2 separate regions of the Mus musculus genome follow, and region 1 is linked to region 2. Evidence: chromatin contacts called from ENCODE Hi-C or POLR2A ChIA-PET data. All regions are on one chromosome and are shown on one strand. The core of a region is the stretch at or near the end of the contact, and the rest is flanking DNA. Distances in the headings are between cores, read along the strand shown. Region 1 has its middle 15 kb from the start of Gm51967. Region 2 has its middle 39 kb from the start of Gm51967.

Region 1 (5,409 bases), core at 2,217-4,716, 54 kb after region 2:
AGAATGTACAAAGCAGTTGTTGGTCCCCAGAATAACTGTAGCAGCACCCAACCACCCCCACCCAACCCCCACCCAACCCCCACCCCCAGAACTTGCTGAAAATGCAAATTTGCAGGTCTTGCTCTAAAATACTGCCCCACCATAATTCAGTTTTGCTTCTATAATAAGGTATCATAAACTGTACAGCTTACAAGCAACAGAAGTTTGTCCCTCACTGTTCCCAACTCTAGAGGTGGGGTATCTAGGGTTACAGAGAGCATTACACCATGGTCGGTTTGGTGCAGAAAATCTTCAGGGCTGCAATGGCTGACTAGATAAGATGAGAGAGCTTTCCGTGGGCACTTTCGTAAGGATACTTTGTTCAGGGGGCTCTGCCTTTGTGATTCCATCAAAGGCCCTACCTGGTTATAACATCATATTGGGGTTGAAGATTTTAACACAGGAATCTAGGGTGCACCTTCAGTCTATAACATCTACCAAAGTAGAGTCTAGCACTGTTTGTACAACTACACTGGCCTATCCAGATTCAGATGGAGGTTTGAGAGCCATAAGGTCAGAGACAACAACCGTGTCCCAGGATGGACTTCACCTACTGAGGTGGGAGACAAGGGGGTTGGAGGAAGCCAACTTGAGTTACAGGGAGCGTGAGCTCATAGATTCTCAAGGAGCTGAGCAGCATCTGTCCTGGAGAAGTCCTACCCCACAGGTCTGAAACGCAAACCGGAAACTTCTAGGACAAGCCAGATGTCCTGCTTTACCAAGCGTGCAGCTCTTGACTTTGCAAGATTTTTTTTTCTTCTTCTTCTTCTTTTTTCAAGACAGGGTTTCTCTGTATAGCCCTGGCTGTCCTGGAACTCACTTTGTAGACCAGGCTGACCTTGAACTCAGAAATCCGCCTGCCTCTGCCTCCCGAGTGCTGGGATTAAAGGCGTGTACCACCACCGCCTGGCTAATTTTTTTTTCTTGCTTGGGCAAAATCTGTGTAGTTGGGTATCTCTCTAGGGTTGAAACCTCCCTGCAGTTCCCGGTGGGTGGTTGCTTGGATCTGGCTGTGAGAAATTGGTGGGAGAGATGATTGAGCAGCTAAAGCACTTGTTGCTTTTGCAGATGACCAAGGTTTAGTTCCCAGCATCCATATGGTAGTTCACAACCAGCCAAAATCCTAGCTCCAGGGAATTTGACACTGTCCCTTTGGCCTTCTAGATCACCAGGAATACTCACAGGACACATATATACATACATGCAGGCAAAATACACACACACACTTTTAAAAGAAAGAAAGTGTTGGAAACCATTAGTAAAGGGGAAAAGGCTACTGGGAAAAACAAAGGGACATCCCACTGCCTCAACCCATAATGTGACAGACATGTCAGATTTCTTGCCACTCAGCCCTTCCTTGCTTCAATGAGTGTGGGTCTTCCACAGAACCAGGAATGGCAGGAGAGGCCCTGGGAATGTTGCTCCCTGGGGCATGCTTCTGTTCATGGAGACCAAGATGAAGACAAAAACAAAAAGGGTACTTTTTTTGGGGGGGGGGTGGATTGCTACAAATTCTTTCCCAACTTATTCCATTTTTCTCTAATTCTCTGATTCTGAAAATGCATTAGGTTTGCAGTGGCTCTAGCGTTTTCTTGTAAGAGGTTCTGTACGTCTAGGAATGAGTCAGCTTGTAACAGTGTTGTGGCAGCCATCCCAGGCCCCTGGGCTCCGGGTCTATGGCAAACAGGACCCAAGGCAAAACAAGGGTTGAGCTGGGTGTTGTGGGGTGGGGGTGCTGCCATGGATGGTGGTGAAGTCTGAGTTCGGGTTTGCCAGGCCTGGCCCAGGTAAGGGGCTGCAGCTGTGAGAATCTAGAGTAGAGAAAATCCGTCCTTCTTCCTCACTAGGCTAAAAAAGAGACTATAATCATTTCCCTGTGGGAAGAAAGCAGAGAGGTAGACTCAAGTCCATAATCTCAGCCCAGTTCTAGCCCCTGATTCTGTAATTTTATAGGTCAGTAGGTATTGGCTTACAGGAGAAGCCGCTCAGCTCCTCCCAGGGACCTAGCAACAGCTTAGTCACCATCTGCAGCCATTACCTGCTGCCAGGTGTGGGTGGCACACCAGGTAGAAAAGAGTGCTTGCTACCTGCCTCCCTCCCTTTCTCCCTCCCCCCCTTCTCTCCCTTCATCTTTCCTCCCCTTTCCCCCTCTTCCCAAGTGATCCTAGCCAGCCTTTCTCTCCCTCCAGTCTGCCTCTACCCCTTCTCCGAGCCATTAATTCCTCCCCTTGCCCCAAATCAACCTTCTTTATACCAGGTCTGTCGAATGTGTGATTTCTCAGAGGGGCAACTTGGCATGGGCCCACCAGGTACCCCTGCCTGCTGCCGCATTCTATTTGACAATAGTAGGTACAATGGGGCCAGGTGCCATGACCGTACTTGAGTGAATAAAGCAGGGATTGGAACAGCTCCCACTTTATTGCCTTTGTTCAGTACAAGAATGTGCCACCATCCCCCCTCCATCACCCAACCATCCCATTCAACCCCCACCTTACCACCCCATTCACCACCCTACCACCTTACCACCCCACCATCAATCCCACTCCTACCCCCTCATCCCACCCACATCCTGATCTGGGCTGAAACCCAAAGAAACAAGAAAGACAGTGAGGGTTTGAGCAACCACCCTCCACTCCTCCCTGAGCCTAGTAGCCAGGGCTGTCTCCATGAGCAGGAGGGGTCACTCCTTCCTGAGCCTAGCAGCTAGGGCTGTCCCCATGAGCAGGAGGGGACACTATGGTCCAGCTTAGCCTCGTCCCTGGAGCACTGAACGCTACTCTTCTCCTGCCCCATTTTAGTTAAGATGTCAGCATTATGGGCAATCCAGTGGAGAATTTCTAATGGGGTCAGAGCCCTGGGCACTAACATCAAATGCTTCTTCCTTCTCATGGGGACAGATGGGATTAATGGCCATTGTTCCAAGGCCCTGTGCATTAAGACACCGAGTCCTTTGCTGAAAGATAAATTGCATATCTGCCCTGAGGGAGGATGAATCACATTTGATAATTCCCTTGATTAAAGCCCATTTATTAAAGATCCTGCTGGTTTTTTTTTTTCCTTTAATAGATTGGGGGCTGATTCCATAAAGAGAAAGGGACATAATAACCAGGTCCCTCCTGGCCAGAAAGCTTTGTCTCCAGAGAAAGTAGTAAGTAATGTTGCTCAAACTATAGACCAGAAGTAGCCTTGGAAGGAGAGGGGCAGGGAGAGGGAAGAGATGGGAGTAACAGAAGCGCACACAGGCGCAGGTGAGAGCATTCAAAGCCCTGTTGCCCTGTTACCCTGAGGAATCCACTCTCAGAGTGCGTGGGCAACCCTGAGGTTCACCTGAACCACAGGCTACAAGACTAGCTGCATGTAGCAGCACTGAAAGAGAGCTCTTTCCAAACTGCCCTGGGCTCCTTCCCTGACCAAGTTACCACGGTTACATTTTAGCAGAAAGTCAGAGACGGGAGGAGTTGGGGTGCAATTATAACCCACACTTAGGACTGGGTGCCTGGGCCTGTGGAATCCATGACAGTTCCAGACCTAGAGATCCCGGGACAGGCAGGCAAGCAGAGTCTAGCTTTGAGATGCACTTATAAACCCTGGGCTGGGAGTGCTTCTCTCTCTCTCTCTCTCTCTCTCTCTCTCTCTCTCTCTCTCTCTCTCTCTCACATGCTTGGAAATAGACAGGCCAGACACCTAGGAGGTACCCTGTGGCTCAGAAGAGCATCTATCACTGCAAAATACCCCAGGCTCGGAGGCTGCAAGCCTGCATCCTGCTTAGGAATCTCAGATGTGCAAACTGAGGCAGAAAGCCTGAGTTACCCATCCCAAGCTCTATCTCCCATTCTGTATAAAACCTTGGCAGGAGGAATGGTTTAAGTGGGCTTCTGAGAGACGAGCTCGAATATGGGTGGCTTGAGATATGTGCCTATAAAAATCTGTGTGGAGCATTTTTTTTAAACACAGCCAAATCTGTCAGTGCATCTCCTGTAGCTTAGAGGCCCAAGCTTTTGGATCTGGTCAAGTTCCTGCCTTCTGCCAGGCAACAGACATCCCTTTCGGGTACATTCCCAGCAGCAGCTAACAAGAGAAAAAGTAGGCACTTACGGGGAATCCTGCACCCACACAGGGCCAGAAGAGATGCTGTTCGCTGTAGGTGTGGGCTGTGTAGCTCCTCACCCAGCTAAGTGAATTTGCAAATTTCTCTTCCTAAAAAGTATAAGAAAATGGGACAGCCATACAAACTGTCACATCAGAAACAGACCAAGGATGCCAGGTGTTCTGAGCCCTGGTTTGGATGTGTCTCTTCTCAAATGCTTCCTTCTTCATTCCATACAATGTGGCTCCTCTTTCTCTTTCTGCTCTCTTGTCCCCTTTCCCAGTCATTCCTCTTCCAGCTGTTCCATGAAGGCCACAGACCAGGAGTAGGAGATCACTTGTGCAGAGAGCCCCTTAAAGAGAAGACTCCAAGTGGGAAGGTGACAGCGCACATCTTTAATCACAGCACTCAGGAGGCAGAGGCAGGTAGGTCTCTAAGTTCAAGGCCAGCCTGGTCTACACACACACACACACACACACACACACACACACACACACCACAGAGAGAGACAGACAGACACACACACACACAGAGACAGACACACACACAGAGACAGAGACAGACACACACACACACAGAGACAGAGACAGAGAGACTCTGAGCTGAGGAGGTGGTTCAGTTGGTAAAGTGGTGGCTTACACAATCATTGGGAACTTTTTTCACATTCCCAGTACTTATATAAAAAAACAGGAGTGGTGCTGTGTGCACGGAATTCTACTGCTGAGGGAGGGAAGACAGAAGGACCTCTGAGACTTGCTGGCCAGCTCTTACCTCTCCAGATTCAGTGAGAGCACTTGCCTCCAATTCAGATATAAAGTGACAGCTGAAGGCAGCTGACATCAATGCCGTGCACACACACACGCACATACATATACACATACATAGTATATGAGGAGTGTGGTATTCACAGCTGCACTCAGGCCCAAGAGCCCACACCATCTTCCCTGAAGGCTGTACCACTCCCCACGCACCCCATCCTCAGTTGTTTACCTAGATTTCTTACTGGGTAACCTTAGCAGGAAGTGCTCCTTTCCATCACTCTACACTGGAGACCAAGTGGATGCTCTAATGCCACATGGAGCCAAATCTGCTGTGGTCCATGCCGAAGGCCCTGACCCTGGGCCCTTAAACTGTGAGGTTTCTTCAGCAGAAATTCAGGTGGCTAAGAGGATAGTCCTAGACTGGAGAAGAAGGCTCCGGGCAAAGGGCCTGAGGAGGGTTTGACCTCTCTATGTACCTAATGGAAGTTTCTCCCCCATAGCACAGCTCCTTGGGAGTGAAAC
Region 2 (5,093 bases), core at 2,092-4,591:
TGTGGATTAGTGTTGCTTCTTTGATTGGTCTGTAAGCTTAAGGCCTAAACTAGGAGAGACAAGGTGGTTATTGCCCAGGCGCTTGCAGGACTAGAACATGGAGCTCCCCCTGATATATGGTTATCTATGCTTAGGCAATAGGTCGCTGGCCACTCAGCTCTTATATCCCATGAGGCTAGTCTCATTGCACGGGATAGAGTGAGTGTGCTTCAGCAGCCCGAGAGAGTTGCAAGGCTAAGCACTGCAATGGAAAGGCTCTGCGGCATATATGAGCCTATTCTAGGGAGACATGTCATCTTTCATGAAGGTTCAGTGTCCTAGTTCCCTTCCCCCAGGCAAAACGACACGGGAGCAGGTCAGGGTTGCTCTGGGTAAAAGCCTGTGAGCCTGGGAGCTAATCCTGTACATGGCTCCTTTACCTACACACTGGGGATTTGACCTCTATCTCCACTCTCATTAATATGGGTGGCCTATTTGCTCTTATTAAAAGGATAGGGGGAGATGTTGGGAGCCGCGCCCACATTCGCCGTTACAAGATGGCGCTGACAGCTGTGTTCTAAGTGGTAAACAAATAATCTGCGCATGTGCCAAGGGTATCTTATGACTACTTGTGCTCTGCCTTCCCCGTGACGTCAACTCGGCCGATGGGCTGCAGCCAATCAGGGAGTGACACGTCCGAGGCGAAGGAGAATGCTCCTTAAGAGGGACGGGGTTTCGTTCTCTCTCTCTCTTGCTTTTTCGCTCTCTTGCTTCTCGCTCTCTCTTGCTTCTTGCTCTCTTGCTTCTTGCACTCTGTTCCTGAAGATGTAAGAATAAAGCTTTGCCGCAGAAGATTCTGGTCTGTGGTGTTCTTCCTGGCCGGTCGTGAGAACGCGTCTAATAACAGGAACTTGTCTCCCAGGAAGAGAATTTACACAGTTCTGACCTGTCTGTCACACCAACCTGCAGGACAGACCAAGAGTTCAGACAATAGTATAGGTCATTGATGGGCAGGGCCACACTTTTGCTATATCCCAGATTTAAGTTCCAAGGCACCTAAAGAAGTATCCAGGTTCTTCTAAGCTACCATGACAAAGAAGTAGACTAGGAAGGAAAAGTTAAAATTAGAAATAGAGAGTTCGTTAAGAAACAAAAAGTACATCCAGGCAGTGGTGGTGCACGCCTTTAATTCCAGCACTCGGGAGGCAGAGGCGAGCAGATTTCTGAGTTCGAGGCCAGCCTGGTCTACAGAGTGAGTTCCAGGACAGCCAGAGCTACACAGAGAAACCCTGTTTTGAAAAGCCAAGAGAGAGAGAGAGAGAGAGAGAGAGAGAGAGAGAGAGAGAGAGAGAGAGCAAGAGCGAGCCCAGGAAAAGGCCATAAGCGCTGGGCCCTTGAGGTACCTGGCCCTTTCTAGGACATTGCTTAGCACCCACCTCTTTCAAGTTTGATATTCTTTTTCTTTTTGAGACACCTGAGGTCTCTCTACACAGCCTTGGCTGCCCTGGAACCTACCATGTAGACCAGGCTGACCTCAAACTCACAGAAATTCATCGGCCTCTGTCCTCTGAGTGCTGGGATTAAAGGCATGGCCACCACACCTGGTACAGGTTTGTGGATTGTGATTTTACTCCAACGTGTTCCTTTTGTTGTCTGAAGCCAAAGTGGAGAAGAGTTTCTTGCCTTTCTCTCTTAACCAGCGTTATTAATCTGCTAATCTCCAGTCTCTAGTTTCCTGCCAACCTGGACCAAATCACACATACTTCTTGTTGTCCATTTAAACCTAAATCTGATGTTAGTACCTAGAAGATAGATTTGCAGCAGCATCAACCCTCGTTAGTTTCTCTTCCCAACTGGCTGATATGAACAAAGCTCCTGCCTCGGCGTTTCACTACAGTGTTTCACTGGAGCCAAGTCTAACTTGTGAGGACTCCCGAGGCCAGACTCCTAAAGCCCCTGATGATCATCCTAATGCAACCAGTTCTCCAAACCTTATTTTGTCATGTGCAAAATTGCTCACCACACCATATTAATGCAAGGCTAGATGGCAACCTGGCCTATGCATGTGCCTAGCACAAACAGACATCCTGTATTCATGAATCTCACAGTGTCCAGAGGTTCCAGGGTGGGGCACACAAAATGGAGAGGCAGAAAGAAGACCTCCAGGAAGTGGAGGGATGCCTGGGACAAGTTCCCTGCATCTCACAGCTGGGTGTGGCCACAGCCAAAGAGAAGAACCCATAGTCAGAGTGCTGGCATACAAGAGCAAGTAACACTTGGGTTCTGCCTGTGTTATTGGACCAGAAAGATGGGAACATGAAGCCCAGTGACACTCACAATGCTGTGGACACTCAGGAGCATGGGAACTGGACAGAAGTGTATAGGGGCGAGTTCCCTGACTCTGGTCCGCATACCACCAGATCCTGGGGTAGTTTAGAGGACTGTTAAGAAGAAAGCTAGCCCAGGCACTATCTGTGGCTCTCTCAGAGCTGTGCCATGCTCAGATGGGGAGATGCCTCAAAAGGAAAGGAGGCACATAGCCACGAAGCTGCTCCCACTACACCAGAGAGAAAACCATTAGAGGGCTTGTGGTCAGCAGTCAGTAGGGGATGAGACAGAGCTGGTAACAATGCTCAGAGGGTCCCTGCCCTGGGAACAAACACATCCAGCTCTGGAAGATTGAAGATCCCACACAAAACAGGAGGCATCCTCTCTCTAGCTTGAGGCTTCCGGCAAGTTCTGAAAGCCCTTTCTTTATTAGTGAACTAGAGAGACCACACCATCCACTCATCTCCCCCTGTCCCATACCAAACAGCAATGCATGTCAAGAGCCCAGCGTGAAGCTCTCATCAAAGAGATAGCTACTCCTGGGGGGACTCGGGGGTGTATATGATTAAAGTACGTTGCGTACATGCATGGAATTCTCAAAGAATAAAATTTTTAATTAAAAAAAGTAATAAGGGAAATCTCGAGGGGCATGGGCTGGGGTGGGGAGGAGGCACTCAGCGGCTCCTGTGTGGAGGCCTTTGAGGCCCAACATTCCATCCCTGGGGTCCAGGGGTGGGGGTGGGGCTCGCTTCCTCTGACTTCCTTCTATGGTCAGCTGCTTTTGACTACAGAAAAACACTCTACAGAGCCCATTAGTGGTAGCCAGGGTGTCTGGGGTAGCCTCATTCTGGGCCTCAGTTTTCTGGTCTTTGGGTACAACAGAGATGCTCCCTGGAACTTCTAGGCACTGCAGTCAGTGTGTTCTGATCCAGGCTCCTGCAGATGAGCGCAGACTAGGAATTGGGGGGGGGGGGGGATGGCGCAGGGCCCAGGAATGTTCCCTGGGGGTGTGCACTTCCAGCTCACCTTCGCAGCTCTGCAACAAGGCTTTCCGGATATTTTTAGGAAGCTTTGGCACCTTACGGGTTGCGACTCCCTAGAGCAGCTGACAAAGATGTGGGAAAGCTGCTCTGCTCTCCTGGGAGTGAGTGGGGGAGGGGTGTTAAAAATAAAGAAAAAAAAAGTGTCCTCCTACCCTCCCACATCACGCTTGTCGGACGGACGCATTAATCGGGGGCATGTACCACGTGCTAAGGGGTTCTCAGTGGGTAGCAGCAGAGCGTCCTCTCACGCACTTCGGTTCTGACGCCATTCCCTTGCAGATAGTGCCCATTCATCCCACAGGCTGAGGACTCAGTCAGTCCTCATGACACCTACCCCACTCTGCATGCCAATCATAAGCCTTAGGGGTGGGAGCACGTGCTTCCCCCAGCAAGCTATAAAGCACGGATTCTCACATCTCCTGCCTCGTGTTCAGTTAATTTGCTAAGACAGCTTACAGAGCTCAGGGAAACACTTCACATAGGTTTGCTCACTTATTACACAGGATAAATGAAGGATTCAGATGAACAACCAGACGAGAGAGATGAACAGGTAGATTAAGTCTTTCACCTGCCCACTCCTTCCCCTCACTCCTCACACTCCACCCTGACTTCCCTAGCCCCTCCCCCTTCATGCCCTCTAAGTTTTATAACCCATCAATTCTAGTTTGTGCTCCTGTGGGGGCCGCAGGCATCCACTGGGGCACGTTCAGCCTTAAAGAAACTGTCCGTTCCTCCGCTAGAAGCAACCAACTGTCCATTGCTCCATATAGGCTCATGTAAAATGTTGGCCTGATCATGTGCACAGGCAACCATGGATGCTGTGAGCTCATGAGCAATGCAGGCTGGACTGCCAGAAGATATTTTTTCTCCAGTGCTCCCCCACCTCTGGTTCTTACAATCCTGCCTCCACCCTCCACAGTGTCCCGGAGCCTTGGTAAGGGTGATACAGATGTCCAGTTGTGGCTGAGCATTGAGTGGGGACTGCTACCATTTCTCTGGTCACCTCCACCCCCATACCTCCTTATGGACAGCATCTGGAAGCTTCCTGAACCTGGTTCATTCGGGTCCCTTAAAGGCTTTGCTAGGTGATCTAACTGATGATCATCACCCACAGAGACCAACTCAACCTTCAGCTCCTCTATCGTTTATAGCGGTTGGGGTCAGTCTTCAGTCACCAGAGTCTTGCCTGGTGATCAGCTAACACCCTGAGTCTGTCTAGGGAGTCATCACCGGTCATGTCATCAGTGGACAAAGGCATCCTATCACTCTGCAGAGCCTGAAGATTTTCTGAGTTGTGTGACAGGGAATGAGACAAAAATACATGTATTTCTTATTACATCACAATGTAACAGCAGAGGCCCAGGGTGTGAGTGTTCAGAGTGTGGTACTTGGTGTGCCGGGTGAGACTATCTGGCTGTTGCAGAGCAGGATTTCCTCAGAGTGTTCTGGAAGGATGCTCTTGTACATGTATGTATGTGTAATAGAAAGTGAAGACAACAGTGACATCAGGGTATCATTGTTATCTTGTTTTGTTTTGTTTTTTCTATTCCAGTAAGTACCTATTGTGTTCTGCTATGCTCAGGCCCTGGGTTGTGAAGTTTGCTTTTTTTTTTTTTTAAAGCAATCAGGACTTTTTTTAAAAAAAGATTTGTTTGTTTGTTTGTTCGTTTAACGTATATGAGTACACTGTAGCTGTACTGATGTTTGTGAGACATCATGCGGTTGCTGGAAATTTGAATTCAG

Evidence for each region. A loop is a pair of places that touch in the nucleus more often than their neighbours do. ChIA-PET counts read pairs that join two places held with the same protein, here RNA polymerase II (POLR2A).
Region 1: a map of left cerebral cortex shows a loop between it and region 2 (1.8-fold over the local background). The contact joins two enhancer-like sites. A Hi-C loop is called at or near these places in 1 of 37 maps with a recorded cell type or tissue (left cerebral cortex). POLR2A ChIA-PET finds 5 or more read pairs at or near these places in 1 of 5 experiments (Patski).

Annotation. Positions count from the first base shown.
Region 1 is chr12:8,461,043-8,466,451 of GRCm38, forward strand. No RefSeq gene overlaps it. Among named protein-coding and RNA genes, the nearest start is that of Gm51967, 15 kb to the left of the region's middle. Within about 2 kb of position 3,467, at least 1 of the 3 ENCODE cell types and tissues checked has a DNase peak (open chromatin) inside an H3K27ac peak, as active enhancers do.
Region 2 is chr12:8,407,575-8,412,667 of GRCm38, forward strand. No RefSeq gene overlaps it. Among named protein-coding and RNA genes, the nearest start is that of Gm51967, 39 kb to the right of the region's middle. Within about 2 kb of position 3,342, at least 1 of the 3 ENCODE cell types and tissues checked has a DNase peak (open chromatin) inside an H3K27ac peak, as active enhancers do.